Regions from separate parts of the Homo sapiens genome. Here all the other regions are linked to region 1. Evidence: chromatin contacts called from ENCODE Hi-C data. All regions are on one chromosome and are shown on one strand. The core of a region is the stretch at or near the end of the contact, and the rest is flanking DNA. Distances in the headings are between cores, read along the strand shown. Region 1 has its middle 7.4 kb from the start of EIF3B. Region 2 overlaps MAD1L1 (mitotic arrest deficient 1 like 1). Region 3 overlaps ELFN1 (extracellular leucine rich repeat and fibronectin type III domain containing 1).

The links. Hi-C counts contacts between places; a loop is a spot of excess contacts on that map. Pooled maps may share reads with other maps.
Region 2: a loop to region 1 is called in a map of Right ventricle myocardium inferior, with 4 times the contacts of the local background. The contact joins two enhancer-like sites. A Hi-C loop is called at or near these places in 5 of 168 maps with a recorded cell type or tissue (CD4-positive, alpha-beta memory T cell, CD8-positive, alpha-beta T cell, Right ventricle myocardium inferior and 1 more), 9 of 37 single-sample maps with no recorded cell type and 10 of 50 pooled maps.
Region 3: a pooled map shows a loop between it and region 1 (3-fold over the local background). The contact joins two enhancer-like sites. A Hi-C loop is called at or near these places in 3 of 50 pooled maps.

The regions. Positions count from the first base shown.
Region 1 is chr7:2,345,060-2,349,763 of GRCh38, reverse strand. It overlaps a transcript of SNX8 not described here. Among named protein-coding and RNA genes, the nearest start is that of EIF3B, 7.4 kb to the left of the region's middle. Within about 2 kb of position 1,588, at least 2 of the 41 ENCODE cell types and tissues checked have a DNase peak (open chromatin) inside an H3K27ac peak, as active enhancers do.
Region 2 is chr7:1,816,312-1,820,516 of GRCh38, reverse strand. The region is part of intron 18 of MAD1L1 (mitotic arrest deficient 1 like 1); the gene reads left to right. Among named protein-coding and RNA genes, the nearest start is that of MIR4655, 26 kb to the left of the region's middle. Within about 2 kb of position 2,241, at least 6 of the 41 ENCODE cell types and tissues checked have a DNase peak (open chromatin) inside an H3K27ac peak, as active enhancers do.
Region 3 is chr7:1,711,019-1,715,332 of GRCh38, reverse strand. The region is part of intron 3 of ELFN1 (extracellular leucine rich repeat and fibronectin type III domain containing 1); the gene reads right to left. Among named protein-coding and RNA genes, the nearest start is that of LNCRI, 19 kb to the right of the region's middle. RefSeq lists enhancers at 802-1,701, 1,702-2,602. Within about 2 kb of position 1,449, at least 3 of the 41 ENCODE cell types and tissues checked have a DNase peak (open chromatin) inside an H3K27ac peak, as active enhancers do.

The sequences.
Region 1 (4,704 bases), core at 339-2,838:
GAGACCTTGTCTTAAGAAAAGCTAAATTGGCCAGGCGCGGTGGCTCACGCCTGTAATCCCAACACTTTGGGAGCTGAGGTGGGCAGATCTCTTGAAGGCAGGAGTTCAACATCAGCCTAGACAACATGGTGAAATCTCATCTTTACAAAAAATTAGTTGTGTGTGGGGGCGTGCTCCTGTAGTCCCAGCTTCTTGGGAGGCTGAGGCAGGAGAATCGCTTGAACATGGGGTGGGGGTAGAGATTGCAGTGAGCCGAGATCACACCACTGCACTCTAGCCTGAGTGACAGAGTGATAAACTGTCTCAAAAAAAAAAAAGTTAAATTAAAAATATAGGGGGTAGGGTGAAAAAAATAAACTAAAAATATAACAAATTTAAAAATATAACACTTAAAAAAGGAAAATAATTTGGGAGATAGTGGTGGTGATGGCTGCGTCAGTGTGAACATGCTTTATGCCAATATACCATATGCTTTAACGTGGTTAAGATGGTACATTTTATGTTATGTACACTTTACTATAATATTACGCATTTTTTTTACTTTTTTTTTTTTTGTTTTTGAGACGGAGCCTCACTCTGTCACCCAGGCTGGAGTGCAGTGGTGTGATCTCGGCTCACTGCAACCTCCACCTCCCAGGTTCAAGCAGTTCTCCTGCCTCAGCCTCCTGAGTAGCTGGTATTGCAGGTGTAAGCCACCTCACCAGGCTTTTTTACAATTTTTTTAAAGAAAAAAAAATTGAAAGTCATGATTTTTTGGTTGTAGTTCTCTTGCTAACTTGTGGGTAGCCTATTTTTTTTTTTTTTTTTTTTTTTGAGACAGAGTCTCACTGTGTTGCCCAGGCTGGAGTGCAGTGGCACAATCTCTGCTCACTGTAACTCCGCCTCCCGGGTTCAAATGATTCTTCTGCCTCAGCCTCCCCAGTAGCTGAGATTACAGGCGCACACCACTATGCCCGTCTAATTTTTTTTTTTTAATTTTTAGTGGAGATGGGGTTTTACCATGTTGGCCAGCTGGCCTTGAACTCCTGACCTCAGGTGATCCGCCCGCCTCTCAGAGTGCTGGAATTACAGGTGTGAGCCACCGCGCCTGGCCACTGGCTGGGTAACCCTGAAAAAGATACTGGGCCGGGCACGGTGGCTCACGCCTGTAATCCCAGCACTTTGGGAGGCTGAGGCGGGTGGATCACAAGGTCAGGAGATCAAGACCATCCTGGCTAACACGGTGAAACCCCATCTCTACTGAAAATACAAAAAAATTAGCCGGGCCTGGTGGCGGGCGCCTGTAGTCCCAGCTACTCGGGAGGCTGAGGCAGGAGAATGGCGTGAACCCGGAAGGCGGAGCTTGCAGTGAGCCGAGATCGCGCCACTGCACTCCAGCCTGGGCGACAGAGCGAGACTCTGTCTCAAAAAAAAAAAAAAAAAAAAGAAAGAAAGAAAAGAAAAAGATACTGTACTCGCCAGAGCCTCTGCCTTGTCCTTCCTGGGTGGAGCGTGCAGGCTAGAGGGGGAGCTAGGTAGCTTGGACCCATTTAGGTGTCAGGAACTGTGGACAGAATTCGAGTTGGCAGAAGAAACGATTCACCTACAGATGGCGATCTTAGCCCGCCCTTTTCAGTGTGTGAACTAGGCTTGCTTTTTTTACTTAGTTTCTTTTTTAAATTCCTTACATAGTAGGAAGCCGAAAAAGCAGCTTTCTCTCCAGCAAGTTTCTCAGTATCTCAGTAATTTCTCCAGGATGTTCTACATAAACCGGTCTATGTCCAATCTCGCAGGGCACTTGGAGACGCAAAGAGGCATCCATGGATTCAAAGGGTCCAGTGTGGGCCAGGCGTGGTGGCTCACGCCTGTAATCTCAACACTGGGAGGCCGAAGCGGGCAGATCACCTGAGGTCAGGAGTTCCAGACCAGCCTGGCTAATATGGCGAAACCCCATGTACTAAAAATACAAAACTTAGCTGGCTGTGGTGGCACACGCCTGTAATTCCAGCTACTTGGGAGGCTGACACAGGAGAATTGCTTCAACCTGGGAGGTGGAGGTTGCAGTGAGCCGAGATCACACCACTGCACTCCAGCCTGGGTGACAGAGCAAGACTCCATCTCAACAAAACAAAGCAAAAGAAAATAAAATGAGCAAAAAAAAAAAAAAAAAAGAATCCAGTGTGGCCCCAAATCATCTGAACTTCCCTGTCTCGTTTGACCATGCTGGTTTCCTCCTGGTTTTCCCTGCCGCCTACTGCCTTCAGCCAAAGGCTCTTTTTTTTTTCTTTTTTTTTTTTTTTTTTTGAGACAGCATCTTGCTCTGTCGCCCAAGCTGGAGTGCAGTGGTGCTATCTTGGCTCCCTGCAATCTCCACCTCCTAGGTTCAAGCGATTCTCCTGTCTCAGCCTCCTGAGGATTGAGGACTACAGGCGCCCACCACGAAGCCTGACTAATTTTTGTATTTTTATTAGAAACAGGTTTCGCCGTGTTAGCCAGGCTGGTCTCAAACTCCTGACCTCAGGTGATCCGTCAGCCTCGGCCTCCCAAAGTGCTGGGATTACAGGCGTGAGCCACTGCGCCCAGCCCAAAGGCTCTTATTATTATTGTTTTGTGGAGATGGTGGGGGCGGAGGGTGTCTAGCTATGTTGCCCCAGCTGGTCTTGAACTTCTGGCCTCAAGTAATTCTCCTACCTCAGGCTCCCATGGCTGGATTACAGGTGAGCAACACACCCTGTTCAAAGACTTATTTGACTTTCTGCCCTATGATGCTTGGCTTCTTCAAATGTAGAGGAGTGAGGCATGGACAGGAATCAGATGCTCCCTATTTCCCTATTCCTTTTTTCTTTTTTTTTTTTTTTTTTTTGAGACGGAGTCTCAATCTCTGTCGCCCAGGCTGGCGTACAGTGGTGTGATCTCGGCTCACTGCAGCCTCCACCTCCCAGGCTCAAGAGATCCTCTGAACTCAGCCTCCTGAGTACTTGTGGCTACAGGTGTGAGCCACCATACTTGGCTAATTTTTTTCTGTTTTTTTTTTTTTTTTTTTTTTTGAGACGGAGTCCAGCCCAGGCTGGAGTGCAGTGGCGCAATCTCAGCTCACTGCAAGCTCCGCCTCCCAGGTTCACGCCATTCTCCTGCCTCAGCCTCCCAAGTAGCTGGGACTACAGGTGCCCACCACCACGCCCGGCTAATTTTTTGTATTTTAGTAGAGACGGGGTTTCACTGTGTTAGCCAGGATGGTCTCGATCTCCTGACCTCGTGATCCTCCCACCTCGGCCTCCCAAAGTGCTGGGATTACAGGTGTGAGCCACCGTGCCTGGCTGCCTCACCTTTTTTTTTTCGTTTTGAGAGTCTTGCTCTTTCAGCCAGGCTGGAGTGCAGTGGTGAAATCACAGCTCAGAGCAGCCTTGACCTCCTGGGTTCAAGCAACCCTCCTGTTTCGGCCTCCCCAGTAGCTGGGGCTACAGGCATGCACCACCATACCCAACTAGTTTTCTTTTTATTTTTTGTAGAGACCAGGGTCTCACTATGTGAGCTCAAACTTCTGGGCTCAAGTCCTCTCCTAAAATATATTTTCTCCTCTGTTCCTCAGAGGAAGCCATCATGTACCTGTAAGTAATGTATTCATTGTTTGGTATTTTTATTGATTTATAGTAGACCCATATGCTATTATAAGAAATAGGCTGGGTGTGGTGGCTCACGCCTGTAATCCCAGCACTTTGGGAGGCTGAGCAGGCAGATCACTTGAGGTCAGGAGTTCGAGACCAGCCTGGCCAACATGGTGAAACCCTGTCTCTACTAAAAATACAAAAATTAGCTGGGAGTGGTGGTGGGTGCCTATAATCCCAGCTACTCGGGAGGCTGAGGTAGGAGAATCGCTTGAACCCAGGAGGTGGAAGTTGCAGTGAGCTGAGATCTTGCCACTGCACTTCAGCCTGGGCAACAAGAGTGAAACTCCGTCTCAAAAAACAAAACAAAAATAAGAAATAATACCCTTTGCCCAGTATCCTCTAATGATGCAGAAGTACACAATAATATCACAACCAGAATGTTGACGCAAATAAAATCCACCAACCTTATTCACATTTCTTCTTCTTTTTTTTTTTTGGACGGATTCTCACTCTGTCTCGCCCAGGCTAGAGTGTGTAGTGGCACGATCTTGGCTCACTGCATCCTCCACCTCCTGGGTTCAAGTGATTCTCCTGCCTCAGCCTCCCAAGTAGCTGGGATTACAGGTGCCTGCCAGCAGGCCCGGCTAATTTTGTATTTTTAGTAGAGATGGGGTTTTTTCCACATGGGCCAGGCTGGTCTTGAACTCCTGACCTCAGGTGATCTGCCTGCCTCAGCCTCCCAAAGTGCTGGGATTACAAGTATGTGAGCCACTGTGCCTGGCCAGATTTCCTCAGTTTTATTTGTCCCCTTTGGTTCATTTACGTCTTTAAATGGACGTGCTGCACTCCACAGACCCTTCTGCAGTTTTCTTCACCCACAATGATGTTTTCAAGATCTATCCATTCTGTACATGCTGTTCTAGTTTATACATTGCATGAATATATCACAATTTCTTATTCACTTCACATTCGTATAAAAGTAGGTTGTTTTGGTTTTTTTCAGTGTTATAAATAGTATTACAGTGAAGACTCTTATGCTTGTCTCTATGAGCTATAGTTTAGAGAATATGACTAAAAGTAGGATTTGCGGGTCACAGGATATCTGCATTCCAATTTA
Region 2 (4,205 bases), core at 992-3,491, 530 kb after region 1:
AAGATTACAGGTGTGAGCCCTGCTCCTGGCCGGCCTTATTGCTATTTTTTAAAGAAGCAGTTTTTGGTTTTAATAACTTTTGTTTTCCTGTTCATTCCTACTTGTATTATTTCCTCCTCCTGCTTCGGGCTTGTTTTTCCCTTCGTTTCTTGAAGTAGGAATTTAGAGAAGCGATTTGAGATCTTTCTCCTTTCCTGATACAGGCATTGAGTGCTGTCCGTTTCCCTCTAAGCACTGCCTTGGGTGCGTCTGGCAAATTTCATTATGCTGTATTCTTGTTTCCATTCTGTTCTCTTTTTTATTTCCTTCGAGGCATCCCATTTGACTCGTGGATTACTTAGAAGTGTGCTGTTTAATTTCCAGGCACTTACAGTTTTCCTGTTGTCTTTCTCTGACTGGTTTCTGGTTTTGATGTCCACTGGTGTGGCCTCCACCTCTTCACGCCACCCCACAGATGAACAGCATTCACATAACTTCCCAGTATCTCGAAGTAGCATCGTTTCCATTTCCTGCGTGTCTTCTCATTTTACTGCATTATTTCAGCTTTCCTTGTTTGAGCCAGGATTCAGGGCTTCCTTCATTCCATCTCTAGCTTCCTCCCCTCGAGTTTCCCAGTTCATGGAGTTTCTCTTGGACCCTCAGCAGCAGGGGGTCTTGTTCTTGACAGGAATCCCTCACACTTCCCCCTTGGCCTCCGAGCCCCACCACATCCTGCGGTTGGTGGTGTGTGGAGAAAGTGGTGTGTGGAGAGAGTTGGTGGTGTGCGCTGTCTCTGCTCTCCAAGCCCTTTGTCAGCCCCCACCCCTCCCTCACTCCGTGCCTCTTGTCCGTGCCCGCTGGGACACCATGGGGCTCGGCTCAGGGGATGGTGGGACCAGCGCTTAGTAAGACTAGTCAGCCCTAGGCACCGAGTGAGCACTGCTCACGTGGCAGAGCTGGAATGGGGGCCGGGCACACAATCCCTGGCCCACGTGTTCCACGGACATGCTGCAGAGGTCCCCGGCCCTCCAGGGCAGGCCCTCTCTGCTTCCAGAGGGGCAGGTGAGCCCCAGGCCAGGCCAGCGAGGGTCTGGACTAGAGTGCAGTGGCCACAATGGACGCCGCGAGTGTCTTCATTAAGAGTGAGTGTCTCAGTCTCCCCCAGGGCGCCCGCCAGCCACAGGGCCGCTATGTGCGCAGACTAGACAGGTGGCAGCTCGGGCCGGCCAGGCAGAGGGAGAGGAAGCCAGAGCCTGCGCGCAGGCAGCCTCAGAAGTATTTCCAGCCACAGCCAACGTGTCTTACTGGCAATTTGCTTTTTAAAAAATTGCAGTTTAATTTTAAGTGAGCAGCCCGTAATTACAGTGATTTACGAGGTACCTGGGGACTGTGTGATATTTGAACATGGCAGAGGGCTGAGCAGCGATGGCAGAGATGGATGGGCCCGGCGCCACTCATTCAGCAGGTCCTGCTAATGCCGGAGCGTTAGACCGAGGTGGAGCCTCCCAATGTGGCTGGGTACGCTGGGGGAAACGGAGTCAGAGGTGGGCTGCACAGCAGGTCGACTTGTTCACCGGGGGCTGGTGTTTTGCAAACGCTGGGTCTGCCTTCGTGTGGGGTTTGAGCTGGGAGAGTAGCACTGGTTACTCCTGCCTGTCTCCGTCCACCCCCACCCCCACCTGGAGGGCAGCGCGGTATATTAGGGCATCATTCTTCCAGAGCCGCCTGAGGCCGGCAGAGAGGAGGTGCTGTAGGAGCCGTGAGTGGGTTGCCCGGCCTACCATTGGGAGCAGCTGTCTTGCTGACGCTGGCGGGGTGCACCTGTTTCAAATAAAGAATGATCAGAGCTCACGCCTGTAATCCTCACGTCGTGGGCAGCTGAGGCAGGAGGATCACGTCAGGCCAGGAGTTTGAGACCAGCCAGGCCAGGAGTTTGAGACCAGCCTGGGCAAAATAGCTAAAGTCTATCTATCTCTCAAAAAAATTTAAAAATTAGCCAGGTGTGCTGGCACATGCCTGTCATTCCAACTGCTCAGGAGGCTGAGGTGGATCACTTGAGTCCGGGAGCTCGAGGCTGAGTGACCCGTTATCATGCCACTGCACTCCAGCCTGGGTGACAGAGTGAGACTCGTCTCTAAAAAAAAATATTTTTAGAAATGAACGGCCAGGCTCCCAAAGCCTGCCAGCCTCTGAGGGCCGGGGAAGGCGGGTGCCTGGAAAACAGCTATTCTCTGGTCCAGCCTGGCCAGAGTCTGCACCACAGTGCGTCAGGCCCAGCCAGGTTGCCAGCCCTGGGTTGGGAGGAGGGCGAAGGGCCGGCTGAGGAGACTTCTTCCCACACTGCCTCCCCACCCCTGCCCGGCAGCTGCAGGAGAATCAGCCCCTCTGACATTTAGGGGGAGAAATTCAGAATCAAGAGCAGAAGGCAGAAGTGAAAGGATTTTCTCAGCGAAAGGTCAGAGTGGTTTCTCTTGTTTTTGTTTAAAAATGGTTTGTGTTGAACTATGACAAGGCCAAATGTACTAAGGCAGCAGAAACAGGGGGAGGGCAGGGGGAGGGCACGGGGACGGCTCCTGAGAAACAGGAGGTGCAGGAACAGGTCAGGTCGCAGGGCCTCTGGGGCAGCACGTGCTCCAAAGGTGGTGAGGGGAGGGGCGACACCATCAGGGCGGGGCCCAGCCCAGGCATGCTCCGGTGGACAGGGGAGCTGCCAGGACCAAGCTGGATGGAGCCAGGCCGCCCTGTGGCTCCTGGGGAGGGTTCCCAGAGGGCTGCCGGGCGGAGGGAGCGCTTTCCAAAACGGTTTCCTGAGCTCCGATGCACACACATGCAGCTCACCCTCACGTCTAGCGCTCCATTAGTCTACCGTTCCGTTCCTCCCGGCACATTCAGTGCGCAGCCGCGACCAGTCTAACCGTGGCACATTTCCACTGGCCCTGAGCCCTGACGTGCCCCTCCAGGACATCCCCTGGGCACGGAGTTGTGTCGACAGGTCTCTGTGACTGGCTGGGCGTGTTTTCGGGGTTTGCCCGCGTGGCAGCGTGTATCAGAGTTCGGCTGTACGAAGCGGTGTTGACGGGTAAACCCGGTTTTGTGTCTCCCTCCGGCGGTTGAGGGCTGGTTCCGCGTTCCATCTGTTGGTGATGGGATCGTGTTGCCGTGGACACCCGTGCCGAGGTCTGTGCGTGGACTGCGCTCAGACCCCCTGGCTGCGCGCCCGGGCGGGTGCTGGGCCCATGGACTCTGCGTCCAGCTCTTTGAGGAGCTGCCGGCTGTTTGCAGTGGCCGCACCACACACGCTCCCGCCAGCGACGCGGAGGGTCTGATTCCCCTCGACCCAGCAGCTCATGGTGGTTGCTCTCAGTGGCCGTCGGCGCGAGGCGGCTCCGTGTCTCGCTCAGTTGCGGTTCACGTTTCCCCGGTGCCCAGCGTCCTGGCATGAGCTCATTGGCCGTGTGTGGCTCTTCTCTGGAGAAATGTTCAAGGGCCCCTTGTTTAATTGGCTCTTTCCTCTTCATGGTGGAGTTGTGGGAGTTCTGGGCATATTCTGGGTACAGGACTTTTCAGGGACGTGGTTTCAGAGGGAGCTTTGTGGTGGGCCGGGTTTGTGTCCTGCCTGACCTGGGGCTGTGTGGGTGCTGACCGGGGTGGGGCTGGCTCTCGGGGGCAGCTCAGAAGGGCCTCTGTCCACTCCCCACACAGCCCAGGACCGTGGCACAGCAGCTTGCTCAGACCTGCTGTGTGACTCCTGCCCTGTGTCCCCTGGGGCCTGCAGCGCTGTCTGGAAGCTCCTCCTTGCCCGTTCTCCAGTTACAGGAGGCCGCCCTCTGGGCTGCAGAATCCACAGAGCCAGACTCCCCCTGGGCCCCCAGCGCCCCCCTGCACAAGTGGGGAAACTAGGTCATGGGGCCCAGGCAGTGTGGAAGGCGTTGCAGGACTTGCCCAGGGCGTGGGGTCCTCCAGCCTCAGTGAAGAGTGGCACTAGGGCCTGGCACAGGTGCTGGAGCCCCCCAGGTGGAGGAAGGAGCAAGGTGGCAGCCCCTTGGGTGGGCACACCCCACAGTGCCTGGGACCCCCAACTGCCTGGGTAGATGACAGTGTAGACAACAGAGACCTTGCCCTGGGTTAATTCAGTCCCTTTAGGTGACCTGGAATAAGGCCTGGCAGGGTTGAGGACGCATCTACCCCTGTCCAGGTCCTCAGACTGAGGGAAGCCCCCATGGCTG
Region 3 (4,314 bases), core at 200-2,699, 630 kb after region 1:
CTGGGGGATGCCCCACAGTGGGCCGTGGCTCATCTCACAAATGCCAGCATGCAGCCTTGTGAATACCACCAGGACAAGGTCTATTGCCTGGCAACTAGTAGGTGCCAAACAACTACTTGGCAAATGAATAAGACATATAGTAAGCACCAACCCAAAGGCAGCAGTGACTGCCGTGGGCAAGAGAACGGCTCTTCTCTGCCGTTGGCTGAGAAGCTTCCTTCTCAGGCTGTTGGCTGCTACCTTCCTAATGACAAGGAACAGACTTAGCTGGTGTATTCCCTTCTCCTTCACCTCTACCCCACTTCCCAGTTTCCTGCCTGGGATGCAGATACGATGGCCAGAGGTGTGGCAGCCATCCTGAGGCCATGAGGACAAACGTCCGCAGTGGCAGAGCAGGAAGCTACAAGGAACCTGGACCATTGACAACCCCCTTAGGCTGTGTACCAGCTCCACTGCTGCTGTCTTTGCGTAAGAAAAATGACCCCCACGTGGGGTTCAACCATGCAGTGTTTAGGTTTGTCTTGCGCAGCCAAATTCAGTCCCTAGCTGACACAGCATAAAATACTACTGAATCATTTTATGAGAAAGTTACTCTCACTTTAAAACTCTTGATTACAACAAGAAGAAAGTCTCAGATCAGGGTTGGTGAGTCTTGAACACCTCTGCACACTTACTGCTCTCCCTTTTTAATAAAGCAATAGTAGGCCTTGGGCTCTGAGCCTCCCCCGGGGCTACAGCATCCAACTAGAATTTAATAACATTGTTTTGTTTCCACTGAATTTATTTTTATGATTATGAATTCTATTTATGGCAAGAGAGGCTTGTTTTCCATTTGTAGTAGTGCTATAAATCTTCCCTTTTAAATAAATGTATTTAAGTTTTTAAAAACTGAATGGATTTAGAGGAAGGCGGTAGGCTTGAAGTCAGAGGTGGTGTGGGGGGTGGTGAACGGACAGCTCTGGTGGGGATGCTGCCCAGCCCTGCACTGCTGCTTTGAAGGACAGTCTGTCCCGGGCAGGGGGAGCGGGCAGGGCTGGGGTGGTTAAGCCTGGCCCCTCCGCATGCTGGGGGCTGAGCCTCTGTCGTGAGAGGGTTTGTTCCACCTGGAGACAGGCGATGGGTTTCCCTTGGGGCTGGGGAATCTCTAGAAGATGCAACCTCAGAGGCGTAGGCTGGTCAACTGGGCGATGAGCTGTGGGCTGTGACTTGAAGCTGACCTGGTCACTGAGCCACTAACTCAACGTCCCAGGTTCCTTCCAGCCCGCCCGTGTGAGGCATGACTTCAAATGCGGGGACTCGGGGAGCCGGCGTGACCTTTTGCTGATTAGCTCGTGCTGTTTGCTCAGCAGCCGCCAGCTGATCTCTGGACGGCGGCTCAACATGCCAGCCACAGCCGCCTGTCACCCTCTGGCAGATAAACAATTGCTCCTGGAGAGGTGGGGGAGGGGAGCCGGGCGTGCGGCAGTGCTGGGGGAGTGGCACGCAGGGTGCGGGGATTGGCGAGGTGGCCTTGGGCGAGTCGCTGGGATGCCAGCCCTGCACTTGAGCAGCACCTCTGCTGGCAAGGACATCGCCCCCCCCTCCCCAGAGAGGGAAACCGAGACCTACGGAGGGGAAGGGGCTTGCAGAGAGGGTCTGGGCTCACCTCCATGGGCTCCCAGGCCCTGCTGCCTTCAACAGGCCTCTGCCTCCTATCACAGCCACCGGCCTCTCTCCCTGGTGCTGAAGGAGTCCAGCCAAGGTCACCCAGGGTCACAGGATACCAGAGAGCCCCTTCTAAACTCTCAATCACTGCCTGGATAAAAGCAACTTCTAGGGACCAGGCCTTGAACACAGGAAGTGGAGGGGAGGGGCAGGGGCTTTAGAAGCTGGGAAACTTCAACTCGCTGAGTGACAAAAGGATGTCCCTAGAAGGGATCTCGGAAACAATGCGTCCCACCCCAAGTTCCTGAGGAAGACTCAGCGGAGCGGCTGCCTCCACCGTCAGACCGCACAGGAGCCAGGGCCCATCTGTCTTGCCACCTGCCTTCTGAGGTGGGCCGGGCTGGGAAGCGTCCCATCTACTCATTCAACAAACATTTATGCACTGTCTCCCACCTGCCGGGCTCTGAGGCTCACAGCACAGAGTCTGCAGCCTGGGGCTGAAGCGAGAGAGAAGACAGAGATTTCATGCCTGGCGAGGACTCCGGAGGCTATGGGGCTGGGGTGATCCCACCAGGCTGTGGTGAGCCTGGAGGAGCCTGAACTTGGGCTGGGATGGAAGGACAGATATCTGTGGGAGGAAGGAAAGAACTAACATGGATGCAGCATCGGTGTTCCGGAGACTGCTGAGTTCCCACTCCATGCTCAGGGCAGTACCCAGGGTGGTCGAATGAGTATCTACTTGATGCCAGGCGGTCTACACATCCCACTGAACGCTTCCCTCCTGAGGGGCCTTATTTTCCCCATTTTATAGATAAAATGTGGGCAGGGACTTGAAGCTGTCCTGATAAAAGATAAGAGATAAAAGAGGGACGCCAGAGGTAGAAGATGACTTGCCCAGCATTTCACATCCAAAACCCAGCAGGGCAGAGCTTGTCTGACTTTTAAAAAGGAAAGAAAGCCTGGGTGTGGTGGCTCACACCTGTAATCCCAGCACTTTGGGAGGCTGAGGTGGGCGGATCACTTGAGGTCAGGAGTTTGAGACCAGCCTGGCCAACATGGCGAAACCCCGTCTCTACTGAAAATACAAAAATTAGCCGGGCATGGCAGCAGGTGCCTGTAATCCCAGCCACTTGGGAGGCTGAGGAAGGAGAATCACTTGAAAATTGGAGGTGGAGGTTGCAGTGAGCCGAGATTGCACCATTGCACTCCAGCCTGGGTGACAGGGCGAGACTCCGTCTCAAAAAAAAAAGAAAAAAAAAAAGGAAAGAAGGCTGGGCACCGTGGCTCATGCCTGTAATCCCAGCACTTTGGGAGGCCGAGGCGGGCAGATCACGAGGTCAGGAGATCGAGACCACCCTGGCTAACGGGGTGAAACCCCGTCTCTACTAAAAATACAAAAACTAGCTGGGCGTGGTGGCGGGTGCCTGTAGTCCCAGCTACTCAGGCCACTGCACTCCAGCCTGGGCGACAGAGCGAGACTCCTTCTCAAAGAAAAGAAAAGAAAAGAAAAGAAACAGACAAACTTGGGGGACAGGGTGTTTCCGGCAAAGGGACCCCCACACGAAAAGACACAGAGAGGGAAGGCCCGTAGCTGCTGCCAGGCATCTCAAGCAAAGCCCAGCTCACGCCTCCCAACCACTGTCCCATCCCCAACGGCTGTGGCAAAGGCCTGGGGTCCGCACAGCCCAGTCTGCTGTCCTCGCCCTAACTGTCCACACTCTGCCGCAGCCCTGTGGGCCTCTGTGTTCTCTCTGCCGCAACGTGGGTCTCAGTCTGGAGGCCAGGGGGTTCCTGGGCTCCTGGCACGGTCCGAGCTGCCGCCCCCTCCCCCAGACTGCCCTGTCTTCCCAAGAGCTCCCAGCCCAGGGAAGCCTCATTGAGAGAGGGTCTGTGGGGACGCCCTCACATTTCAGGTGGGGACACTGTCATCCACAGAGGGGCAGGGGCAGGTCACTGTCACAGGGCTTTGCTCTGGTAGGGGATCAGCACAGACTGGATGAATACACGAAGAACTGAAAACTGGGATTTCCGTTTCCGAGTGCGCTTTCTCCCTTGTCTCATTCTCTCTCTCTCTCTCTCTCTCTCTCTCTCTCTCTCTCTCTCTCTCTCTCTCACTCTCTCGCTCTCTCTTCAAGGTTTTTCCTTCCCATGTCTCTCTGAGCCTCCGGCTGTCTCCTCCTCTTTCTGGAAGTCTCTATATTTTCTGGGTCTCTCTGTTCCTCTCTCATCTCCTCCTCTTCCCACACTCCCTGCCCTTCCCTCCCCTCCCCTCCTCTGGCCTCTGGATGTTTGGGGCATAGGCTGAGTAGGGGTCCCACAGGCGGGCCTCAGTGGCAGCTGCTACCACCCACCCCTGCACAGCAGACCCACCCTGGGTTCATTCCCTCATTTCCACTTTCTAGGCCAACCGACAGACCCACATGGAACACAGTCTGCACACAGGGAGGACATCACTCCACTCTGGAGACGCAGCCCCTCGGAGACTGGTCCACATATTCCCAGGGGAAGGGTATCTTTCCTGAAATACGAATGTGGTATTGAGGTCAGCAGGGCTTGGAGGGATCCCAGATGGGAAGGAGGGACTATCCCACTGGGGAGCTGGAAGACCTCAGATAGGGCCAGGTAGGGGCTGGCATTTGAGTCCCTGCTGATCCTGGCTCAGGCGGGGCA